2 separate regions of the Homo sapiens genome follow, and region 2 is linked to region 1. A link is a loop called in an ENCODE intact Hi-C map of the cell type or tissue named here. Cell type or tissue: GM12878. All regions are shown on one strand.

Region 1 (8,000 bases):
CTTTGAGATCTTGAAAGTTTTAGCAAGCAAGAACCAGTAAGTGGAAATTAATTGTACCATAGCTATTATTACTACCACAAAAGGTACAGAATATCATTGATATTATCTTCATTTAATAGGTTATACTGATTTTATGTTAGCTAAAATTTTAGGTTTATTTACAAATGTATTTTCCCATACCCTATTTCTTTTTTTTTTTTTTGAGACGGAGTCCCGCTCTTTAGCCCAGGCCGGATTGCAGTGGCACAATCTCGGCTCACTGCAAGCTCCGCCTCCCAGGTTCACGACATTCTCCTGCCTCAGCCTCCCGAGTAGCTGGGACTACAGGCGCCCGCCACCACGCCCGGCTAATTTTTTTTTTTGTATTTTTAGTAGAGACGGGGTTTCACCGTGTTAGCCAAGATGGTCTCGATCTCCTGACCTTGTGATCCGCCCGCCTCGGCCTCCCAGAGTGCTGGGATCCTGTTTCTTTTAAGCTGGTAATTTATTGAATGGTTGAACTTTTCTCCTGCAGCAGCTTTTGAGTTTGTATCCTTAGTATGAAAGTTCAGTCATTCCATACATCAGTCTGTGGGGACTACCGAGTGCCTTGGAGCCTTCCTTCCTTACTTTGACCTAAGGGACTGTCTTTTGGAACTTGAGTGGTTATAAATCTGCACATTTCAGTGTCGAAAGTATTTCTAAACCAGGGTCTCAACCTTAGGACTCTGGCATTTGGGGTCAGATAATTTTGTTGTGAAGGGCTGTGGAATTACATGTTCAGCTGCATCCCCGGCCTCTACCCACGAGATGCCAATAGCGCCTCCTCAGTTCAGATTGCCGATATCTCCAAATGCTGCTTAGTGTCACTCTGGAGGGCAGAGTCTCCCCTGTTGAAATCCACTCTTCTAAGCAATGAATACTTTTTCTTCTATTTCCTTTATACTGAGAGATAATAATTTTTAAAAAATCAGATAGAAATCTGGCTCAGCTTTTTTGGTGGGGTGAATGTAGCAGATTTTTAAAAGCTATTATAAGGAAAGATTGTTCATCTTCCACCATTACTAAGTTATAAGAATCTATTTTCAACTTGTATGTTTCTATAATTCCACAGTACACTTTGTGTTAGGAACCCTAAAATATTCTGGGGGAATTTGTTCTTTCAGTGTTTCTATATTTTTCGCCTGCTCCCATCACCATGGAGCTAAACACTTTGAGACATGTTAAGTTAAAAACAGTAATGACAGAAGAGGAAAAAACATTTTGCTTCTGCATTCTTTTTTCCTCTCTTCTCTTCCTCCTTACCTCAGTCAGCCAAATAGGGTATTAGTTTGAATGTTTTAATTGGATGTCAAGATAGGAAAGGCATGTTTTTCAGAGCTTATTTTTTCTTAGGAAATGCTAACAGTATAATTTGAACAGACCTGTGAATTGATATTCTGAGATAAGGTAAAATATACCAGGAATGTGTAGGGAAGGAGACTTTTTCCTTGGCCTGAACCCATTTTATAGATTTCTGTGCTTCAGAGATCCCATTGTATTGTTTAGGTAGGGCTACTCTACATCATATACAATTCTTTTTTTTTCATATAGAAAACAAATATCAGAATGTATGTAACCTAGTTTTTAGTGTAGAACTGATTGATTCATTGAATAAATGCAATTCTTGTCAGCTTTCTTAAATTGAGACCTTAGCATAGTGTTTTGTATAAAGTAACTAGAGACAGACTATTTTTCAGATTGTGGTTTGTGTTTGAAATTCATGTCCTCATCCAGGTACAGACTTTGAACTTTGGCCTATCTGAATGGAATATTCCGTTCAGTCCTTTCAAATGTAGCAAGAATGAATATAAAATTAGAGAAAAAAGTTTTCTTTCTTAATATTTACGACCTGTAGCATCTTCTGTTAGTTTGTAGGAACATGGTACTGATACGTTATTTCTGTTCAGCAAAGGTAGTTTAGAGATTTTTTTCTGTTTAAGATACAGTATTTTTTTTTCTGAACAAATTAATGTCTTGATATTGAACCTTGGTTTCACTGTGCTCAAACCTTCAAATGTTAATTTAAGGAAGTTTAGATTCCTCATTTCTTTTTAAACAGTATTACTGCTTTCTTTGCACACATGAAGCCATGATATTGAATTTAAAAGCAGATGACCTTAAAATCGTGCAACTTAAACACCACAGACTTAAAAATAAAAAATATAAAGATTTTTAAAGAAGAAAGTTAAAAAAATGTATCTGCTTTTCTGATGTAGGCTGGTGAGAAAAGATGTTCTTTTTCTGTTGCTTTCAGTCTTTAGCTCCCTGTCAGTTCTGCCCCACTGTGAAACCGAAGATGTTCTCAGCATTCTTGAGTAACACTTCCCACAGGTGACCTTCTGTATAAAGAGAGCTTGTTGTTGTTGTTGTTAACTTCTATATTGATAAGAAAAAGATAACAGTTCACAAATTACAACATCCTGTGATTTGATTCTTCATAAAATTTTTTGGTGAGGTTTTGGGAATTTCATTCTTGTTCCCCTGATCTGCTACACTTGGGCTACCACACTTTTTATAATATTTATTGCTATAAACATAGTTTGGGAGCATTTAGGTTGTTTATAGCTCCTTGCTATCCTAAATAATGCTGTGATGAACCCTTTTTTTGCACAGAATTTTGTCTTTTGAATTGTTTCCTTAAAAAATACTCAGGAATAAAATAACTGGGAAAAAAAGTATGTAAGCATTTTAAAGGCTCTCGATACATATTCCTAATTTAAAAAAAAAACAACAATTTCACTCTTCCAGTAGCTAATGAGCACATTTTATAAAAATTAATACCTCTTATTTTTCTTAAAGCATACTTAAGGGCCCTACGATTTTCAGATTGTAAATAAGCATTGGCTTCAACTTTAAGTCTCCAGCTGCATTAGCCCCTAATAAGAGAGTCAGACTGTTCTTTGAACCTTTGAAGCCAGGCATTGACTTCTCCTCTGTAGCTATGAAAGTCCTGGATGACATTTTCTTCTAAGAGAAGGCTGTTTCATCTATACTGAAAATCTGTTGTTTATTGTAGTCACCTTATCAATCATTTTAGCTAGATCTTCTGGATAACTTGCTGGTGAGCTTGCACTTTCATGTTATGGAGACAGCTTCCTTCCCGAAACCTGATGAACCAATGTCTGCTGGCTTCTAACTCTTCTTCTGAGTTTCTTCACCTCTCTCAGCCTTCATAGAATTGAAGAGAGTTAGGGCCTTGCTCTGGATTAGGCTTTGGTTTAAGAGAATGTTGTGGCTGATTTGATCTTCTTTCTCTCCAGAACACTAAAACTTTCCATCTCAGCAGTAAGGCTGTTTTGCTTTCTTATCATTTATGTGTTCACTGCAGTAGTACTTTTAATTTTCTTCAAAAACTTTTCCTTTGCATTCACAACTTGGCTAACTGGTACAATCCTAGCTTTCAGCCTCTCAACTTTCAAATGTCTTCCTCACTAAGCTTAATCATTTCTAGCTTTTGATTTAAAATGAGACACCTGTGACTCTTCCTTTCACTTTCAAGTTTCGCTTGAACTTAGAGGCCATTCTAATTTCAGTGTTGTGGTCTCAGAGACTAGAGAGCCCAAAGAGAGGGAGGCAGATGGGGAATGGCTGGTGGGTGGAGCAGTCAGAACTCAAACGACATTTGTTGATTGTTTGACATTTGTTGATTGATTGCCGTCTTCTGTGAGTGCAGTTTGTGGCATTCCCCAAAAGATTAGTAGTAACATCAAAGATCACAGATTAGAAATCACCAAAACAGATGTAATAATATGACAAAGTTTGACATATTGTGGGAATTACCAAAATGTGACACAGAGACAGGAAGTGAGCACATGCTGTTGGAAAAATAGCACTGACAGACTTGCTCAATGCAGGGTTGCCTCACACCTTCAATTTGTAAAAAAAACACCTGCAAAGTGCAATAAAGTGAAGTGCCATAAAATGAGGTGTGCCTGTATTGTATTTATTGAACAGAAACATTTTTCAAATGTTTAACCAATTTTTTCTTTTGTGAATTGCCTACTGTTTCAGAAAAACTCTCAAACCGTGTCTTTCCTCTGCTTTCATACCACCATGACAATCATCAACACAGAAAACACTTCTGTGACAAAAGCTGTGGGTTTTTTTCTCCACATGCCAAACAGCGTACACTGGCTGGATGTTCTCAATTCAGTTCCAACACTATCCACCCTAAGATAGTGTCAGATTCCACAGGTTGGGGGCTCAGTCCCCAAGACTGCCCCTTACATCTTTGGACATCATTGGTAAATCCAGGCCTCCAGACTTCTGACTGACCAACTTTAAGTTGGTGTTCCCACAACCCCATGTTTGGGTTTAATTAATTTGCTGGAGCAGCTTACAGAACTCAGGGAAACATGTTTACTGATTTATTTAAAAGGATATTACAAAGGATTCAGATGAAGCGTTGTGTAGGGCAAGGTATCAGGGAAGGAGCACGGAGCTTCCGTGCCCTCCTTTGGCGTGCCACCTTCCAAGAACTTCTACATGTTCACCTCTCCAGAAGCTCTTCAAACCTGGTCCTTTGGGTTTTTATACAAGGAGGTTTTATTACATGGCCTGGTTGACAACCGTGTAGAAATGTGATTGGACAAAAAGCACATTATCTAAATCCAGCAAGGCCTGTCTATTCAGACTTTTCTTGGCCTTTCTGTGTAGCTTTCCTTCCCGTAGGATATGGAGCAGGACTCTCTGGAATGAGTGTCTTTTGATCCACAATCAGATTAGAGCCCTGCCTTGGGCAGGTGAAAGGACAGGAGGTCAGAGAGAGAGAGATTCTGTTTCCTGAGGCCTAAAGTACCCCAGCATTATAACAAGGACTGTGGGAGTTAGGAGCTAGGAACTGTGGACAAAAACCAATATAGCTATCATAACACCATACCCATTAATACTTCTTTTCCCATTTTTCTTTTGGAATCTTAGTATTTTATCTTCCTTCACAAATCTTTGCATATATTCAGTGTATTCAGTCTGCGTTGTATTTATGGTATTTTTTAAACTAGTATTTGGTTTGCCTTTTAATGTACAGATGTTTAAAAGTTTCATGTACCCAAATCTGTCAATGTTTTCTTTTGTGATTTCTTTCATTAGTTTTGCTCATGGAAAATGTTTCCCCATTAGATATCACATTTTTTCCCTGATATTTTATTAATTTCAAACTAAGTCCTTACCACCCATTAATTTCATAAGAAAAGAAATCCACTATTTGAGAATTAGGAGCACTTTGCTGCTGATCATGGTTACTACAGGTTGTATTTTTGTAGTTCTCTGCACAAAGGGGCCACTTGCACTAATTGTTAACTTTTGGCTTTGATGTGGTACTTGAGATGTGAGTGCCTGTTTAATTCTGTGTTAATCTGTGGTTCTGTTACATTTGGATCGTTGCGAAAGTACCTTATTGAATACAAATATGAAAATGAACAAAGTAAAATAAAATTAAACTAGTCATGATTGACTCCTATGTGAGTTCATACTTTAAGAGGCCCAGAAATTGTGACTCTTTTCAGATGTAACTGATATAAAAAAACCTACCTTACTTTCCTGTGATAGTTATGGATTGTAGCATTAGGCTCAAGTTGACTGCCAACATAGTTTATGGTGATAACTGCTATATTTCTAATTTGTACAAGTTCAATTTTTTAGAAATATATAAATCCATTGAAGTGAAAATGCTTCCAATTTGCTGGAAAATGAATATTGCTAACTTACATCGTAGGTAATTATTAAGTGTTGGTTTGTGATACTTAAATCAGTTGTCTCATGATTTTTACACCAAAAACTCACTTTTAGAAGTAATATTCTTGTTGGCATTCCAGGTGACATAGGTAAAAAAATATTTTATTGAATTTAAAGCCTAAGTATGTAGTGATACTCTTACATCATATGTTTGTTTATTGTCTGTCTCTCAAAGTAAATATAAACATTTTTAGGGCAGTATTTTCAGCATGTAGAATGATGCCTCAAATATTTATGGAATAATGGATATTTGTTGAGTGAATATCAGGGCACGGACTTAAAATTATAGGAAAAAGAAATACTTCTGCTTGAGTACCTAGAATTTACCAGCCATTGTATGAGATGTTTGGTGATCTCATGACTATATAGAGAGCATTGTTTTTCTAAAGATGAACCTGGGTTTACCTTTGCCATTAATTTTCTGGATAACATCAAGAGTGATAGGTTTTTAGGAGACAGTAGGAAACTACAGACAGTGGAGAGCTCCATCATGTTTCAAGGTAGATTTCTCTCCTGGGAGAAGGTTACTAAAGAGCCTTAGCTAACCACTCTCTCTGTTTTCACTTGGCTGTAACCAGAACTGTAATCAGAAATGGCGTGGAAGGCTGGTGAAAGCCGTGGTTGCTGTTGAACGGGCATATGTGCACTTAGGTAGTTTGCTGATGTAGGTTTAGTTTGTGAATCTAGATAATCTGGGAGTCTCTTTTTAATTTCCTGAAGCATTTTGTTTTTGTTTTTTTAGAGACAGGATTTGCTCTGTCACCCAGGCTGAAGTACAGTGGCACAGTCATGGCTCACTATATACTCAAACCTCCAGGGTCAACCAAGTCTCCTACCTGAGCCTCCTAAATAGCTGAGACTACAGGTGCACGCCGCTACACTTGGCTAAGTTTCTTATTTTTTGTAGAGACACGGTCTTGCTGTATTGCCAAGGCTGATCTCAAGCTCCTGGCCTCAAGTGATCCTCCTGCATTGACCTCCCAAAATGTTGGGATTACTGGTGTAAGCCAGGGCACTTGGCCTTGCCGAAGCATTTTGATGCATGCAAACTAGCAGCAGATGTCAACATTTTCATTTTCTACTCAATCGTAATTTCAGCTTTACTTTTTTTTTTTTTTTTCTTGAGATGGAGTCACACTCTTATCTCCCAGGCTGGAGTGCAGTGGCGCTATCTCAGCTCATTGCAACCTCCGCCTCCCTGGTTCAAGCGATTCTACTACCTCAGCCTCCCGAGTACCTGGGATTACAGGCATGCGCCACCAGACCCAGCTAATTTTTGTATTTTTAGTAGAGAGGTGGTTTCGCCATGTTGGCCAGGCTGGTCTTGAACTCCTGACCTCAGGTGATCTGCCCGCCTCGGCCTCCCAAAGTGCTGAGATTATAGTCTTGAACCACTGTGCCCAGCCTCAGCTTTACTTTTTGTAGAGAAAGGCATCAAAAGGAAGTTTTTCCAACTTTTCTTAATAATAGGTACTTTTTATAGATTTTCCCCTGCCCAGTGGCATTGGACTCTCCCAGAAAAATTTTATGCCAGGATTGTTGTAAAATATTGTCAAGCATTCATGATTTTATCATTTATGGTGGTAAGGGTCTCATAGAGATGTTATGTGAAACACTGTAACATTTTCTTTACCTGCCAAATAAGTATAGAGTAATAAAAAGAACAATTGTTTTTAAAGCCAAAAGATTTTGACCTGGTTCCTGATTTATCATGAGTATGCTTTTAACCTGATCTATGGTTGTGAACAGAATAAAAACTTTTCTGCATTTTTTCTACGAAATTAAAATGTAATTCTTAAAATTTCCAAAAGCATGTTTTCTAACTATTGAAAAAATAAGTTTATTCCCATTCAAAGTAGAATTATATAAACTTTTTTTTTTTTGTATAAAGTTTCACTTCATGTTACTGAACTGGACTTGACATGGAAAACTTGTCCTTGAATAATCATTGAAAAATAGGCTGGGGGAGTGAGACTTTTTCATTAACACACTAAATTTATGCTCCATATGTAAGATATTTGTATATTTTTTAGTGGACTCTGATTATTGTAACTGAATTTAAAGATGCATCTTAAGACCCTACTGTAATCTACCTACCATTAATGTGTTCATTCGTTTCTTCATTCTACTTGCAAACTTCTGTTTAAACTTTATCTTTGATCAAAATATTGTCTACTTTTAGTAAAAATTAAATTGTTAAGTATTTGTGAATAAAATTCATATTTACCTATTCAGATTTACTTGTG
Region 2 (8,000 bases), 62 kb after region 1:
CCAGAGGGTTAAATTTAAATAGTACATTAGGATTTTGAATAGAATAAACTTATGTTCATATGGAAAGAGTTTTTTCTATACTTCTGTAATCCTTAAGAGAAAAAAAAGACAGTGGACCAAAACAGAGCTTTTATTGTAAAAATAATTTTTTTTCAAGTTCAAAGACTTTTTGAAAAAGTAGAGTCTGGTGATGATAGTGGTGAATTTAGCATGGGAAATTGGACCGGAGTCTCCATCCATACCAATGGAACCGATACTGATGAAGACTGGCTGGAAAAGCTATTTGGGAAATAATAGCAAGAGCTCTTTTTTAATGAAAAAACTTGACACAAGTTCAAAAATATCTTCCTAGCGTTATCTAACCAGAGATGAGTTTGTTTAAAGCTAGAGTATGAAGAAAGTGTTGGAATTTAGTTTATAATTATCCCATCACCATTCCCCAAATTCAGAAATATACTTCATTAGCAGCTGGGAAAAGTTACAAAAAAATGTAGTCAGGTTTTGATAATGACACACCAAAAGTTTGAATTATCATTAATTTTACAGTTTTTATTATTAACAAAGTAACCTTATTAACACAATTTGTATTTTGTCTACCAGTAATACTAAAATGATTGTTTAATATTTTTAGTTTATAAATTTATATTTTATTTACATTTTTGTAATGTTTCTATTTTTGTTCTTGAGATATATTAAATATTTGGTTTTAATAATTTGTGTTGTTATGAATTCATAACACTTTAAAATAAAGTTATTGGTATCAATATCCAAAGTAAACACTTTTATTTTCTTCCAGTATTCAGTCCCTCTTTTCAAAGATGTCTATGTCATACTTCGGATGAGACCTAAAAATTAGAGGACTTAGACAAATAAAGAGGGGTTATGGAAAGAATGTTCTCAGCAGATTTTTTTCAGATGATAAAAGACTGTGAGTTTGAGCACCTGAAAGAGAAGTTTAGTATCATTGGTTTTCAAAATTTAAGAGGGTGAAAGGTGTGAGCTGAGGCTGGAGTGATTGACAGTGACAGGTTATGAGAACCTTTGGGTAACCATGAAAAGGGTACAAGAACCTAAGTGTTTTAAGTTTCGTAGTAGTTGGTCAGATTTGCATTTTAGAAGGGTCATCTGGCAGGGTGAATTAAGTTGGATAAAAACAAACCAGTTAGAAGACTACTACAAACACTCAGGCAAGTGATGATAGGATAAATCAGTGGCAGTCGGATGAGAAAAGATGGATTTGAGAGATGTCCAGAAGCTGGAATTCACAGAGTATGGCAGTGGGCCTGGCATGAGCAACTGGGTGAATGTGGTAGCAGTTGCTGAAATAGGGACTGGACGGGGAGCTATATAGGTTTCTGTGGGAAGGTGATAGGTTCACTTTTGCAGATGTGCGTGGGACAAACGGTTCCATTAGGTAAATATAAAGAGCTCAGGCTTTGGCCCGGCACAGTGGCTCAGGCCTGTAATCCCAGCACTTTGGGAGGCCAAGGCGGGCAGATCACTTGAGGTCAGGAGTTCGAGACCAGCCTGACCAACCATCTCTACAAAAAATATAAAAAATTAGCCGGGCATGATGGTGCACACCTGTAATCCCAGCTACTCTGAAGGCTGAGGCAAGAGAATCGCTTGAACCCAGGAGGCAGAGGTTGCAGTGAGCCAAGATCACACCACTGCACTCCAGTGTAGGTGACAGAGTGAGACTCTGTCTCAAAACAAACACATAAACAACAACAAAACCAAAAAAAGGTCTCAGGCTTAGAGATGTCTGGAGAGGACATGTAGACCTCTGAGAGTCGTCAACATTGAGGTGGCAGTTGAAGTTCTGAAAGCAGGTGGATTATTCAGATGGGAAGAGGGAGGAAAACTGAGCTAGAACAGCCAGAGCGGTAGAAGGAAAATCAGAAGAGGGTGATGTCATAGGAACAAGGAAGTAAGAGTGTTTCTAGAAGACATGAAGTGATCATCTATGCTAGATGTTATGGAGAGTTTGAGCCAGGGAAGGACCAAAAGTACCATTTGTTTTAACTTTGAGAAAGTCATTGGTGACCCATGCAGTGGAAGTCAGATGATAATTCTGAAGTGAGGAATTGGACAGCTATTTCAAGAAGTTTCCAATGGAAGAAAGGAAAGAGGAGATAATTCTTTAGTTCTGACAGGTCGTAAGGAGTTGAGAATAAATGTGAGTTTACGGTAATTAAAGGATGATGGGAATTAGCAAGTCTAGAGGGAGAAGTTGAAGATAAAAAAAGAGGGTCATCAAGGTACCTGAGTCCCTAGGAAGGAGGAATGGGCAAATGGGTGGGGGTGGGGCTTTGGATCATACAGAAAAAGAAGCTAGAGTGTGGATGCTGGTGAATTTGTGTGGATGGTGATTAGGTTTGCATCTGAAATGGCTTCTTTATTTCCTTTGTGTTGTAGACACATTGTCATTTGCCAAAATTGAGGAGAAGGTAGATGAGGAGTGGTTACCAGAGAATAGAGCATGTTTGCCACATCTGCCCTGGAGAAACGGAGAGAGTTGCTGACCAGGGAAAGCTTGAGGATGAGGATGAATTGAGGTTATTGGTGATGAATTTATAGTGGCCCTATATCTGGGAATTTCTCCAGCAGCAGAGAACTGCCATGCCACCTGCCCATTGTGAGATATGTGGGGTGTACTTGAGGGGTTCCTAGAAGTTGGTTTTTATTAGAGTCCATGAAGTACGAGGACCAGGTAATGAGTGTGACTCACACTCTGATGCATCTACTGTTGATCTGTGCTGCAGCGGTACAATATCCTCTGAGGGTATCAAAGCATGTTAAGCTCTTTGCTCCTTCAGTAAATGGCCCCAGACTGCTGTCTTGTTTCTCTTTAAGTTCTTGTCTGCCTTTTTGTACTATTTCTGTCTCCTCCCTTTCTGTTTTCTTCCTTGTTGTCAGTTGTTCTATCACATTGCTGTCTGCATGCAAGTCTGTATCAGCCCTACACCCTGGACTTTGTCAACACCTGGAATTATCACACCTCTGAAATAAAGCTGTGAGCTTGAAGACCAGACAACCAAGCTTATTAGAATTGTGTGCAAAGTAAGAGTAAATAATCTGAGTGTGTTTCTCATGTGCTGTGCTTTGAGGATATGCATAAGTGTCTGTACATGAATTTTGTGACATTTAGTGGGTTATTTCTTATATATGAGATGTTTGTTGCTTGTATTCCCATTGTGTTTTTCTTCTTTTGAATTTCCATGGCTTATGATAATAGTCTTAGAGAGCCCTCAACATTTATGATTGTAGCTTTTGTAATTGTGCTTTAGTACCTGCAAAGTATTTTCATATGCATTACTTAAATTTTAAACTACATGATTCGATATTTATGCTATTTTTTCTTATTATTCTCATGGATTTTCAAATACTTATATTTTGTATGGAAATAACATGTATTTTCAAATGTGTATGCATTTTGTGTGATAATGAGATATTATGTCACAATCCAGTCATTTAGCCGTGTCAGATATAAATGAAATACAATAATGTATAAATGAAATACAGTAATGTAAAGTAAGCATTTTGGAGGTTTGAAAAACAAATTATCTGTTCCAGTTTTTCATATATTTTCATGTTTTGTGGACTTCCTCATCTGTGAACATCTCATGTATGTATCAACAGTTTAAATTTTTAAAAGATGTATATGCACAGTAAATATCACTTTTCAACATTTTCTATAAATTAACTTAATTTTGATCCCTATCTTTCTTTTTGCAAGAGAAAGGTAAATTCAGCGCCAGTCCTTTGGAGGCTTGTGCTAAGGTTTGGGGCCTTAGGCAAAAGGCCAGAACATTGAAGAGAGGCCCTAGGCTCATCGGTCACCTGGACACACAAGTTACATTAGCCCTGCACTGTGGGATACCGTGCTATGGCCCAGAGCCCTGGGTCCTGCCTCCCTGGGGCACTGTGAAGCTCTTTCCTCTGAGCTCCTACTCCACCATACACAGGCCACCTGGGAGCAGAGTGCTGCCCAGAGACTCGCAGCACACATCTCTCTCTCCAATCCAGGGACATCTTTTTTAATCTGGTGGAATCCCCCTTTCTTCAAACTCTGTTCTCAATATGTTTAGAATGTTTTTGAAAAACAAAAACTAAAAAGCCCTGGCACAAGCCTTCTCTTAGGCAAGGAAGTGTGCACAAATGTAGCCTATTTAAATGGTGGGAGATAGGGAGAAAATACAAATTTATTTTGAGAAATAGTAGAGTAGTAATCTGTAGAGTAGTAAAAAACTCAACAGGCCACCCGTGTTCAGTGTTATCTTCTCTGGAACTAAACCTGTGTAGCCAAGTCTTTGTTTTTATAACTAACTGAAGAATATTAATATTTGTTAAATGTTTACATTTTATTGATAAAATTTCTGAGTGACAACCTTAAATACTGAGCAGAATGTAACATTTTCAAAGTGTTAGGTAGATTTTCTAACTTTGTTTTGTCTTATTTTACCTAAGAACACTGGAACTATTTTGGGGCTGATGAGAATCTTGGTCCAGTGGCTGTGAGCATTCGAAGGGAAAAACCAGATGAAATGAAAGAAAATGGATCTCCGTACAACTACCGAATAATTTTTAGAACTAGTGAGGTAAGTCGCAAATGAGAGAGGTTTGAGGTTTAACTGAAATGGGGAAGAAAGCAAATAGTAGCAGTAGCAAAGCAATTAAATTTAATAGCACATGGTTACAGCTGTCTTTGGAGTAAGCAAAGTCCCCTTTCATTTATTCTGGTGGAGATCGAGGTGGACAAGATGGTTAGATCTGGACCTCTTCTTTTCATCAGACTCTGAATAGATGCAGTCTATGAATGAGGAGTTTTGATTCAGAGAAAGATATGTCCATTAAGTGTGGCCCAAGGAAATTGGAGCCCTCAGATCCCCACTGGGATATTGTGTATCCTGCTTAGGGCTACTGGAAAGCGCCAAGCCAACTTGAGGAGCCAGGATATTAGATATAAGAGAAGGCCACTGAAGACTTAATTCACTCTTCCAAGCTCTTGCTGAGCTCATGTCTTCGCCCAAGAAGAAGGAGGGAAAGAGATTCTTGACTTCTTCCACTATCTTTGGGACCCATTGTCTGAGACCTAGAAGGTACATTCTTTGAACCAGGGGCTATCTAATTGTAAGTGAAACAGGCTGTTAGAGCTCTTTAGGAATCTAAATATACACAATGTATGAGTTTTTTATTTTAAAATGAAGTTTGGGCTAAAAAAAAAAGACATGGAAAAATAAAAAGAACCCACACAGCATTTTTTTTTTAAAACACCTATGAACAAGTTTGGGACTATGAGGTTCTCCTTTTTCTTTGTAAACTTGTATAATTGGGCCACTTATCGATTTATTGCCTCTCAGTTGCTAATTCACTTTAGGATTTTTGTTATGCATTAATACTTAATACCCTTGAGTCATCTAGAAAATAATGGTTTTGAAACTAGTTTAAATAGGGCATTTGGCTTCATTTCCCCCATTGAATGCAAAGCAAGTTTCCGGGGTTGGCATCATTTAGTAATAGTTCCTAAGCCTGAACTCCGGGGAAATTAAATATAGGACTTTTAAAGACAAGACTTAAATATCTAATGTGTTGTCTACACTGGCCAGAGAGAAATGAACTAACATACTCTCATGTGCTTTTTCTCCATGGCAAAGCTAATCATTAAGTGGTGTAAATTATTTTTTTGAGCACAAAGGCACGAAGAACGTCATGTTCTGTGTTTTGGACTTGTATGCAGGTAGTTGCTCCTCTCTAGCTTCCCAGATCCTAACAGTTTAGTTTGTTTGTTTGTTTGTTTTTGAGACAGAGTTTCACTCGTTACCCAGGCTAGAGTGCAATGGCGCGATCTTGGCTCACCGCAACCTTTGTCTCCTGGGTTCAAGTGATTCTCCTGCCTCAGCCTCCCGAGTAGCTGGGATTACAGGCATGCGCCACCATGCCCAGCTAATTTTGTATTTTTAGTAGAGACGAGGTTTCTCCATGTTGGTCTGGCTGGTCTCGAACTCCCGACCTCAGGTGATCCACCCGCCTCGGCCTCCCAAAGTGCTGGGATTACAGGCGTGAGCCACCACACCTGGCCGTTCCTACCAGTTTTTAGTGATACTCTCTTATCTTACTTCCAAGTATTTTTGTCTTTCGCATTCTCTTCTTTTTCCCTTCCCAAGGCCACTCTGATTTAAATACCCATCATATTCTTCCTTTTCTGTGTTGTTTTTTTGTCCACCTAAATTCATTTCCTTATCACTTGTTCATCCTATCCTTCATGCCAGAGGTTAAAGTTTCCTATGATTCTTTCTGAGTCAGATCCTGTCACTGGTTTCCATGAGCTTCCCTTCTCAGCAGATCCTGTCACTGGTTTCCACGAGCTTCCCTTCTCAGCATGTCTTGCAGGCTCTCCACATCTGATCCCAGCCCCTGTCTCCTACCTATCTGTCCTAAATTCTGCTCTGGTCTGTGAACCACACCAACTCTTACCTTTCCCACCTCTTTTCTTTCTGCTTTACTCCCTTGACCCGAAATGTTCTACTTGAATTCTGTAGTCATAAGATTCTCTTCTTCTCCAGCTAAGCCATTTGAATAAGCTGTGTCCCTTGGGTCTGTTTCCTTAGCCTTTGACTGAAAGGTTCAAGTCAAGTGTTCAAAAAAACCATTACCACTTGTTTTTTACGTTCAAATTAATGTTCACTTTATGACAACTCTATTACTGTATTTTCTCAGGCCAGAAACCATTAAAGCCACACTTTATTCCCATCTTCTCCCTCCTGCCCCTGAGATCTGGTCTGTCAGCAACACTTGTTCATTTTGTCTTCACAATATGCCCAGAGCTCAACTACTTCTCCCACCCTCACTACCCAGTCCTGGTCCTGGTCTTGCTCTGAGAACTGTTCTCCCTGCTTCTATGCTGAAGCCCTGCCTCCTTTTGACCCAACAGGGTTCCTTTGAAATGTCATTCCAGATCTTGCCATTGCTCAGTTCGAAATCCTTGAAAGCTTCCTCATCTCCCTCTGAGAAACAGCCACTGTCTTTGCTAGCCTAGGAGACCATGCTCTTCTGTTTCCCGGTTATCTCTCTGCGCCTCATCCCTGATAACTCCTCCTGGCTCAGTCTTTTCCTGCCACACTGGCCTCCTTCCTACCTGGGCCACCTCAGGACACCTCTGCCTCAGGGCTCAGATGCCCGTCATTCCTCCCCACTGCTGTGTTCTGCATCAGGCTGCCTCATCTCCATTTGGCCTTTACTCAGAAACCACAGAGGCCTTCCTTGACCGCTGAATCTAAAATTTCTATTCCCCTCCCATTTCATATCCAATTCAGTGCTTTATTTTTCATTAATACTTAACACTGTCTTCTCTGTTATACTTAGTCATTTTGTTTGCTTTTAATCTCTCCCACTAGAATGCAGGCCCCAGGAGGGTGGGGGCTTCTGTCCGAGTTGTTCAGTACAACGTGCCCGATTCCTCAAATGGTGCCTTGCCTCCCTGTTTCTCACTTCCCCTCCTTGCCTGTCTCCTTCCATCCCTTTCTCCATGTCTTTCCTCCTTTTCCTCTCTTCCTTTCTTCCTTCCTCCCGCTAATATTTATGTAATTAATTGCCACTAGGTTTTGTATAATTTTTTTCTCTCTAATAATAAATAATCCATAAATTTGATTTAATGGTAATATTGTATTAAGACTTTTGATAGAAATGTTTCCAGATATTGGTTCCTGTCTGTAGCTCCTGCACTTTGAGAGATAGTTCCTTCACTTTTTTCACTGAAGCCCATTTACCTATTACAAATGAAACAAGACTTAATTTGTATCAGGGACTTCTCATGTTACTAATTTCTCATGCAGATAAGAAAAAAGAAAACATGACAGTGACACTCTAGTGGCTTCAGTAAGCGGCAGCAAGATAACAGAAATACAAACAAATCTCTTTCATTTTAGTATAAATAAACATTGCAAAACATAAAAGAAGATATATACCTTTGTAGGCATGGCAGTTTGTTTATGAGCAAA

The links. Hi-C counts contacts between places; a loop is a spot of excess contacts. Peaks named below come from ENCODE experiments on the same cell type or tissue, not always from the same donor. Only the 100,000 strongest peaks of a DNase experiment are listed, where the experiment ranks them.
Region 2: it touches region 1 in a loop (2.6-fold over the local background); 3 of 110 quality-filtered maps call a loop at or near these places.

What each region holds. Positions count from the first base shown.
Region 1 is chr14:71,552,208-71,560,207 of GRCh38, forward strand. All of the region lies in intron 4 of SIPA1L1 (signal induced proliferation associated 1 like 1), which reads left to right. Among named protein-coding and RNA genes, the nearest start is that of SNORD56B, 160 kb to the left of the region's middle. RefSeq lists enhancers at 2,966-3,025, 3,186-3,245, 3,356-3,415 and a silencer at 3,836-3,935. In GM12878, no CTCF peak of the experiment used is centred here; DNase peaks (open chromatin) are centred at 2,324 and 3,584; H3K4me3 peaks cover 573 bases; H3K27ac peaks cover 5,816 bases.
Region 2 is chr14:71,614,287-71,622,286 of GRCh38, forward strand. It overlaps SIPA1L1 (signal induced proliferation associated 1 like 1), which reads left to right. Exons shown (of 24, transcript NM_001386936.1): 6 at 4,471-4,601. Among named protein-coding and RNA genes, the nearest start is that of SNORD56B, 220 kb to the left of the region's middle. In GM12878, no CTCF peak of the experiment used is centred here; a DNase peak (open chromatin) is centred at 4,612; H3K4me3 peaks cover 365 bases; H3K27ac peaks cover 2,405 bases.